2 separate regions of the Homo sapiens genome follow, and region 1 is linked to region 2. Evidence: read pairs that join two places in POLR2A ChIA-PET (ENCODE). Cell type or tissue: GM12878. All regions are shown on one strand. Links, peaks and the distances in the headings refer to the core of each region. The heading gives the core; the rest is flanking DNA. Region 1 overlaps EZH2 (enhancer of zeste 2 polycomb repressive complex 2 subunit). Region 2 overlaps EZH2 (enhancer of zeste 2 polycomb repressive complex 2 subunit).

Region 1 (4,400 bases), core at 286-4,285, 64 kb after region 2:
GGTGAAACCCCGACTCTATAAAAATGCAAAAATTAGCCAGGTGTGGTGGTGCATACCTGTAATACCAACTACTCAGGAGGCTGAGGCAGGAGAATCACTTGAACCCAGGAGGCAGAGGCTGCAGTAAGCCAAGACTGCGCCACTGCATTCCAGCCTGGATGACACAGCGAGACCTTGTCTCAAAGAAAAAAAAAAAAAAGGTTCACCTTATTAGAATATTTTATAATAGTCATAAGGACAAATTCTCCTTTTCCCATTTAACAAATGATGCATGGTATTGAGTTTTACATAATTAAAATGCATGATTTTCAATAAATTCAAAAGTAAAATATTTGGGGTGAATAAACATGAAGGATACTCAACATTGTTAATGCAAATCAAAACCACAATGAGATAGCACCTCACACCCATTATGTTGGCCACTACCAAAAGAAACAGAAAATAACAAGTGTTGGCAAGGATGCAGAGACATCGAAACCTTTGTGCACTGTGGGTAGGACTGTAAAAATCGTGCAGCCATTATGGAAAACAGTACTGAGGTTACTCAAAACATTAAAATAGAACTACCATATGATCCAGCAATCACAATTCTGGATATACAGTCATCCCACAGCATATGCAGAAGAGTGGTTCCAAAAAATAAAAGACGAATAATTAAAAAAAAAAAAAAAAAAAAAAGAAGAGGAAGAATAAGACTGGTTCCAGGACCACCTGTATACATCCAAATTCACTCATACTCAAACCCCCAAATCTGACCTATGGAACCTGCATATACAAAAAGCCCACCCACCCTATACACAAGTTTCACATCCCACAAATAGTGTATTTTCTTTTTTTTTTTTTTTGAGCAGGGTCTTGTTCTGTTGCCCTGGCTGGAGTGCAATGGCATGAATAACAGCTCACTGCAGCCTCGACCTCCCAGGCTCAAGCAATCCTCCTGTCTCAGCCTCCTAAGTAGCTGAAACTACAGGCGCATGCCACCACACCTAGCTAACTTTTTTATTTTTTGTAGAGATGAGGTCTCACTATGTTGTCCAGGCTGGTCTCGAACTCCTGGCCTCAACTGATCCTCCCACCCCAGCCTCCCAAGTGCTGGGATTACAGGCATCAGCCACCACGCCCAGCCGAATAGTATATTTTCTATCTATGGCTGGTTGAAAAAAATCCACTTATAGATGGATCCACATAGTTCAAAGCTGTGTTGTTCAATGGGCAACCATATATCCAAAAGAATTCAAAGCAGGATCTCAAAGAGATATTTGTATACCAACATTTACTGCATATTACTCCTGGCTAACCATGAATAGTGAATCACCAAATCACCAAGCAACCCAAATGTCCACCAATAGATAAATGGATTTTAAAATGCAGTCTATACATACAACGAAATAGTATACAGCCTTTACAGAAAAGAAAAAAATTCTGTCACATGCTACAACATGGAAGAACCTCAATGACATTATGCTAAGCAAAATAAGCTAATCACAAAGGGGCAAATACTGTTTAATCCCATGCATGTAAGTATCTAAAACAGTCAAAAATCATGGAAACAGAAAGTAGAAAGGTGGCTGCCAAGAATTTGGGGGGAGGGGGAAGTGGGAATTAGTGCTCAATGGGTACAGAATTTCAGTTCTGCAAGACAAAAAAGTTCTAGAGATCTGTTGTGCAACAATGTGAATGTATTTAACACTACTGAACTGTACATTTTTAAATGGTAAACATGATTAATTTACTATGGGCTTTTTACAATTTTTAAAAAAAGTAAAATGTTTGATTTAGAAACTACATGTATATTAGGTACAGGTTAGGTTCTCAACAAATAGTAATTAGTTCTATTATGTGCAAGCATATCGTAGGAACTCATGTATCTACAAACAGAATATATGAAATTTCACTATAGGCTATGACATCAAAAAATACAAAAGCTGCTTTAATTATGATTGAAATTCTTCCACTGTTTAAAAATAATTAACTGTCTATTTTCTTAGATTTTTGTGATTTGTTAAAGCATTTCTCCGGTCTAGTCTTTAGTATCAAAAACTAAGAGACTAAAATAGATAAAGCAGTCATGACATACTGTCTTTTTGATACCTTTTTTTTTTTAAACTTCCTGAAGACATCTTGATATACTATGTATGAATTTAGCCCATATAAATGCAGCTGAGGGATAAAGATCACTGGGATCTGATTCAAGCCTATAATCCCAGCTTTGGGAGGACAAGGTGGCAGGCCACCCTGGGCAACATATAAGACCCCAACTCTACAAAAAATAAAAAATGTAAAAAATTAGCCAGACATCGTGTCTCACGTCTATAGTCCTAGCTACTTGGGAGGCTGAGATGGGAAGATCCCCTGAACCCAGGAGTCTGAGGATGTAGTGAGCTATGATCACGCCACTATACTCCAGCCTGGGCAACAGAGTGAAACTGTGTACAAAAAAGAAAAGAAAAAAGAAAAAAAGAGGCCGGGCATGGTGGCTCATGCCTGTAATCCTAGCACTTTGCAAGGCCAAGGCAGGCAGATCACCTGAGGTCAGGAGTTCAAGACCAGTCTGGCCAACATAGTGAAACCCCATCTCTACTAAAAATACAAAAACTAGCCGGGCGTAGTGGCGTGTGCCTGTAATCCCAGCTACCTGGGAGGCTGAAGCAGGAGAATCACTGGAACCTGGGAGGCAGAGACTGCAGTGAGCCAAGATCCTGCCACTGCACGCCAGCCTGGGTGACAGAGTGAGACTCTGTCTCAAAAAAAAAAAAAAAAAAAGAAAGATCATTGTAAGATCAGTTTGCAGAATCATTTCATGCTCTTCATTTTTTTTTTTTTTTTTTTTTTTTGCCTCAGAGTTTCTCAAGCTTTCTGACTTTGATCAACAGTCTACCAAGGATATACTTTAAAATTTTACAGTAATCAATATCATAACAGCAGCTAACAGTACACTGGGTGAGGATGGTACTTAAATAATTATTTATTGAGTTGCTTACAGAAGAGAGGTCTCCCAAGTCCCAAATCAACTTCACAAATATTTTATTAGTACTTACAATATACAAAAACCTTTTTCTAAGCTCTGCCCTACAGATTAATAAAAAGGAGCTTAAAATGAAGGGAAGGAGAGAGAAAAAAAAAAAGATTAATACACATGTTATGGTACTTCTAAGCAGGAAAGAAGCTGCTTAACTTGGTTGGGATGGGAGAGGGGTGGTTTCAAGCCAGAAGCTGAACAGCATGTTGAGATGCTAAAATAAGGAAGATATTCCAGAAAGAGGACAGGCACAGAATCTCCACGTGAAATTTCCTGTAGACTAGTAAGAAAATCAAGTGAGATCAACAGGAGAAAGATATAAGAAGAAAACTACCAGGGCCAGGCACAGCGGCTCATGCCTGTAATCCCAGCACTTTGGGAGGCCAAGATGGGAACATCGCTTGAGCTCAGGAATCTTGAGACCAACCTGGGCAACATAGTGAAACTCTGTCTCTAACAAAAATATAAAAAATTAGCTGGGCATGGTGGCATGTGCCTGTGGTCCCAGCTACTCAGGAGACTGATGTGGGAGGATTGTTTCAGCCCAGGAGGTGGAGGTTGCAGTAAGCCAAGATTGTGCCACTGAAATCCAGGCTGGGTGACAGAGCAAAACCCCGTCTCAAATAAAAAAGCAAAGAAAAAAAAAACACCTATCAGAGATAATACTAATTCAGAGAGTTTGGGCTGTTCTACAGACTACCTGGAATGCTACCTTCAGGAATTTCTTAACTTGAATCCACAGCCATGAGAAGACTGAGGTGGACAATGCCACGATCACCTACAGTGGTGGTAAACAACACCCAATGGAGGTCCAACAGCTTGCTTTATATATTTTTTTCTTTGTTAAACAGGAAAAGGAAAAGTTATGTATTACTTGAATATTGAAGAAAAACTAAAAATTTATTGTGGGGGCAATTCAGGTGTTGAGCAAAAGAACTGCTACTTTACAAAAATAAAATAGTGTATAGAAACCAAGTATATATAATCTGAAAAGCCATCCATTTCTATAATAAAAAAATTTACGGGAGGCTTAGGCAGGAGAACAGCGTGAACCCAGGAGGCAGAGCTTGCAGTGAGCCGAGATCGCGCCACCGCACTCCAGCCTGGGGGACAGAGCAAGACTCCGTCTCAAAAAAAAAAAAAAAAAATTTTACTTGATTGTCAAAGTAGGGAAACTAAGTTTGGCAATCATCATTTCTACATACCCCATTCTAAGATCAAGGTCACTTTTTACTTTTAATATTCTCATTTATCCTTTGAAGAAAAAATTTAAGGCTTAACTCACTAATAAATGAAAAGGTTTGAATTATGCAAAATGAAGAGAATTACTAAATACAATAATTTTCAAAACTAGTTTAATTAAAAAAAATTATCATCCATA
Region 2 (4,398 bases), core at 1-4,000:
GTAGGTAAGGAATCCCAACTTATATTGTGTTTGTTTCTAAAGAACTCTATCTAGACTAATGGAGTTTAGAACTAGGTACGTTCTTAAAAATAACCTAAAAGTCTACTCTGTCAGTTTATATATGGGGAACAGACTTGGAGGTTAAATCTCTTTCTCCAGGTTGCACAGCTGACTGGAACGTACCCACCCTGGTCTTGTCTATAAGATCAAGCCCTTTACTGGGTAAGCCCTCAGGATGCACAGCAGTGTTCTTCATATATGTCTTCCACATATTCACAGGCAGTATTAGTTAAATCAAGATTCATACAAAGACAACTAAAAAACCCAAGGAGTTAAATTTAAAAGTTTTTTGTTGAGCAGTCCTGAAAGCAGTTATTGACACGTTATGAGAGATGATTCAACAAGGACAAGTTCAAGTATTCTTTATTCAAAGTTGAAAAATGTACCATACTGCATTATTGCAAAAATTCACTGGTACAAAACACTTTGCAGCTGGTGAGAAGGCAATAAAAAGTTGATTTTTAAACTCATTACTATAAATTATTCTTACAGTACTTTGCAAATTCAGAATTTCAAACTGCATGTTCTTTTTCTAAATTGCCCACAGTACTCGAGGTTCCTGAAGCTAAGGCAGCTGTTTCAGAGGAGGGGGGAGGAGGTAGCAGATGTCAAGGGATTTCCATTTCTCTTTCGATGCCGACATACTTCAGGGCATCAGCCTGGCTGTATCTGAAACAACAGGAAGGAGATGTCCGCTGGATGGCCACCCATCCAACATGTGCTGAGACTTAACACAACAAAGCCTGCTGAAGATAGTGGGTGCATTAAAATGTCTTTAAAAAAAAAAAAAAAAAAAAAACCCATCCAATTACACAGCTGCCTGCATAACGGCACATTCATAGAAGGCAATGCATAGGTCTGTGTTGCTGGCCATCTAATTGAGACGCTGCCAAGTTCTGAAGTGAACAAACCTGTCTACAAGCATTCCCAGAGCCTGACCAGCCTCCCCTATGCCTCTGAAGCAAGTGGTCCCAGGAAGGCTGGTCCACATCAGGATGCTTAGGCCTGACGCTGGGAAGGCAAAATAGAACCATGGTCTGGAAAAAATGATGACCATAGCAAAGAGGGCCAAAGAGCAGCCCGCCAGTTGCTCCCCCAGGTGAAGCAAGAACTGGAGTGCAGCGGACACCCAGAGAGGAGCACAAGAAGCCCACCATGGGGGGTGAGGCCACCGGGTCATCCCAAGGAAGCTCCACCCCACACTCTTCATTCAGAGCCAGCCTGGAGTGAAGGCAGCGGCCTTTGCTAAAGTGGGCCCTTCACTCAGACCCTGTCTGCCTCACTGAGAGCTCGCTGCTGTGCAACAGCCATTAAAGGCCAGCCTGAATATGCAAGAACACAGTACTCAAAGACAGCTTCTGGATGGGATGTACACGGGGCTACAGGAGTTCATTAACTAGACAGTCATCTGACTGCACTTAAATCTGTATTCAATGGCTGACTTAAATGTATCCCACAGAGCTTGACAGTGTCAACTGGCAGCCTAATGCCTAACCACACAGATACCATTGGTGGCCCACGTGTCCCAGGCATCCCCACAGGGTGATCAGACAGCGATTTGCCAACAGCCCCTTTTAAAATGGTAATGATATGTGTAATAAGTATTATAGCAAACAATAAATTAAGTAGATCTAATCCATAAAGATATGCATAGTATATTGTCAAGTAAAACCATGTTGCAGAAAAATCTATAGGACAGTGTGATCGCACTTATCTGGAAAACGCTCCACGAGTGAGCATGCAGCATGCGGCATGATATGAGAAGGTCTAGGACTCACCCAGCTGTCAACAGCAGGGTGAGAAATGGGGCTTTCTGCATGGATTTTACTCTATTTTAAAAATAAGCATGCCTTGTATAATATATAAATGGATAATAAATACATAACAGGAAAGTGTAACCTAATTCCCCACTAATGCTCATGGCAAAGTGACCCATCAAAAGAAGCAAAGAACTAAAAACCCTCCTTTGTCCAGAGTTCACAATCCAGTAGAAAAAGCCCTTAGAGATCATGCTAGAAATGTACTTTACCAACCTGTAATCAAAAAACAGCTCTTCGCCAGTCTGGATGGCTCTCTTGGCAAAAATACCTATCCTGTGATCACCGTTAACCATCATAACTGCAAAGAGACACACTGGTGTCAGTGAGCATGAAGACGGGCCACGGGGGGTTAACTGACTTGTTCACATAACAAACAACTATCCCAGAAGTATTCAAGTCCATCATCACAGGACTGAAAAGGGAGTTCCAATTCTCACGTCAAAGGTACCTACCTTTTGCATAGCAGTTTGGATTTACCGAATGATTTGCAAAACGAATTTTGTTACCCTTGCGGGTTGCATCCACCACAAAATCTAAAAAGAAAAAAGTAAGCACAGCCCAGTGAATAATTTCAGTTATAAGTAAACCAAGTTATTATGATTTTGTAAATGCAACTGGTTACAGTTCTTCAGGGTTTGCCTGCAAAAGCAAATAAATCAAGCAGCTTCATTCAGTAAGAAATGACATTTGGAAGAACACACTATTGTTCCAGGTTAAAATTAATCACCTATAATTCAAGATGGTTATCTGACTCAAAAGCTATTAATTATCAACTATAAACATACATTACTGAGCAAAACATAGCAAAAAAAAAAAAAAATCTGACAAAATTCTTCCAAACATCACGAATAGGCATTTTCACATTTAAAATTAGTTTTTTTCATTATAATGTCTATAAAGCATTCATAGAAAAAAACCTATTCTACTTGTTCCAACTAAGAGTTTCTCTGAATATCTTACATGTTAAGCCTACCTCCATTTTCACATAATCCCACCAGAAACATCCCTACACAGCCTTACATTCTACCCCAGAACATCAGCTATGAAAGCAGCTGCCTTTCCTCTCAGTCCTTTGAGAATATCCAGGGGAGTCTGGAAGATGGTTGCAAATGCAGTGCTCCTCCCCTCCTTCCCCGCTCAGAGGCACTGACTGGAGGAGGTGTGCTGAGCTGCCTGAACACAAGAGGTGAGGTGAGCAGCAAGAGCACAACGTCCCCTTCACAGCCAGATGCTGGGATAGTGCCACCCACAGACAGCCGGGACTCCAGAGAGGCGGTTTCCTGCACATCTAGTCTATCTGCTCCCTGAGGAATTCCTTGCTCCAGTTCCTTTCAAGCAAGCAGCCCCCCATGCCTCTAAGGAGATCCTCCTTCTGGTCACCTCACTGACCTCTACCCTCGTTTCTGAACACTCGGCCGGCAGAAGGCTGCCACATGCAACTCAGGAACTCACTGCCTCCCAGCTCTGAAACATACCATTGTTCAAGTTGAACAGAAAGCTGCACATGTATTTATCATACACTTTCCCTCTTCTGTCAGCTTCATCTTGAGAAATAATCTAAAAAGAAAGACACAGGAGAAAATTCTTTTGGATAAAGGTGATCAAGCCTGACAGAACACACAAAAGCGCACAGAGTGAATACTGGACCTTCTGGAGAAAACGCAACAAAAAGGGTCACTACAGCCAAGTTCTCTTTCCCATTCGGTCTGCGCAGTAATAAAGAATAACTGTATACTAAGGACCCCAACTCAGAAATATTTCCACATCCTGAAGTAATTATCCTTGGAGAAAGTGAGGAACCAAAGTCTTTTTGCTGAGTTTTTTAAAAAAGCCGGCTGCAGTGGCTCACGCCTGTAATCCCAGCACTTTGGGAGGCCGAGGCGGGCAGATCACCTGGGCGCGGTGGCGCATGCCTGTAATCCCAGCTACTCGGGACACTGAGGCAGGAGAATCGCTTGAACCCGGGAGGCTGAGGTTGCGGTGAGCCAAAATCACGCCATTGCACTCCGGCCTGGGCAACAAGAGCGAAACTCTGTCTCAAAAAAAAAAAAAAAAAAAAAAAAAATTTGGGTGAGCTGGTTCCAAACTGAAGCTAGGCCTATGATTTTTCGGTAACACTGTCGACAATTTAAAAGGTGAATAACTAATGACGTTGTTGTTTCTAGGTCCTTATCAACTAGGTTGTGGATTAAGCAGGCCACTCTATGGTAAAGCTCTTGTTCTCCCTGTTGTCCCTAGACGAGAAAAACTAAATGTGGCTAGAACCAAGCAATCCTGTTTTGTTTTGCTTTTTTTCCCCTCTGAGACAGGGTCTCACTTTGTCGCCCAGGCCGGAGTGCAGTGGCACAAACATGGCTCACTGCAGCCTCAACCTCCCAGGCTCTTCCAGGCTCAAGCGATCTTCCTGCCTCAGCTCCCAAGTAGCTGGGACTACAAGTATGCACCACCACGCCCGGCTAATTTTTGCATTTTTTGTAGCAATGGGGTCTTGCCATGTTGCCCATGCTGGTCTCCAACT

The links. Peaks named below come from ENCODE experiments on the same cell type or tissue, not always from the same donor. Only the 100,000 strongest peaks of a DNase experiment are listed, where the experiment ranks them.
Region 1: POLR2A ChIA-PET joins it to region 2 with 5 read pairs; 4 of 35 experiments call an interaction of 5 or more read pairs at or near these places.

What each region holds. Positions count from the first base shown.
Region 1 is chr7:148,870,748-148,875,147 of GRCh38, forward strand. The region is part of intron 1 of EZH2 (enhancer of zeste 2 polycomb repressive complex 2 subunit); the gene reads right to left. Among named protein-coding and RNA genes, the nearest start is that of EZH2, 11 kb to the right of the region's middle. In GM12878, for the core only: no CTCF peak of the experiment used is centred there; no DNase peak of the experiment used is centred there; H3K4me3 peaks cover 534 bases; H3K27ac peaks cover 455 bases.
Region 2 is chr7:148,806,978-148,811,375 of GRCh38, forward strand. It overlaps EZH2 (enhancer of zeste 2 polycomb repressive complex 2 subunit), which reads right to left. Exons shown (of 20, transcript NM_004456.5): 17 at 3,356-3,437; 18 at 2,333-2,413; 19 at 2,094-2,178; 20 at 406-729. The coding sequence ends at 669. Among named protein-coding and RNA genes, the nearest start is that of EZH2, 75 kb to the right of the region's middle. RefSeq lists an enhancer at 763-1,263. In GM12878, for the core only: no CTCF peak of the experiment used is centred there; no DNase peak of the experiment used is centred there.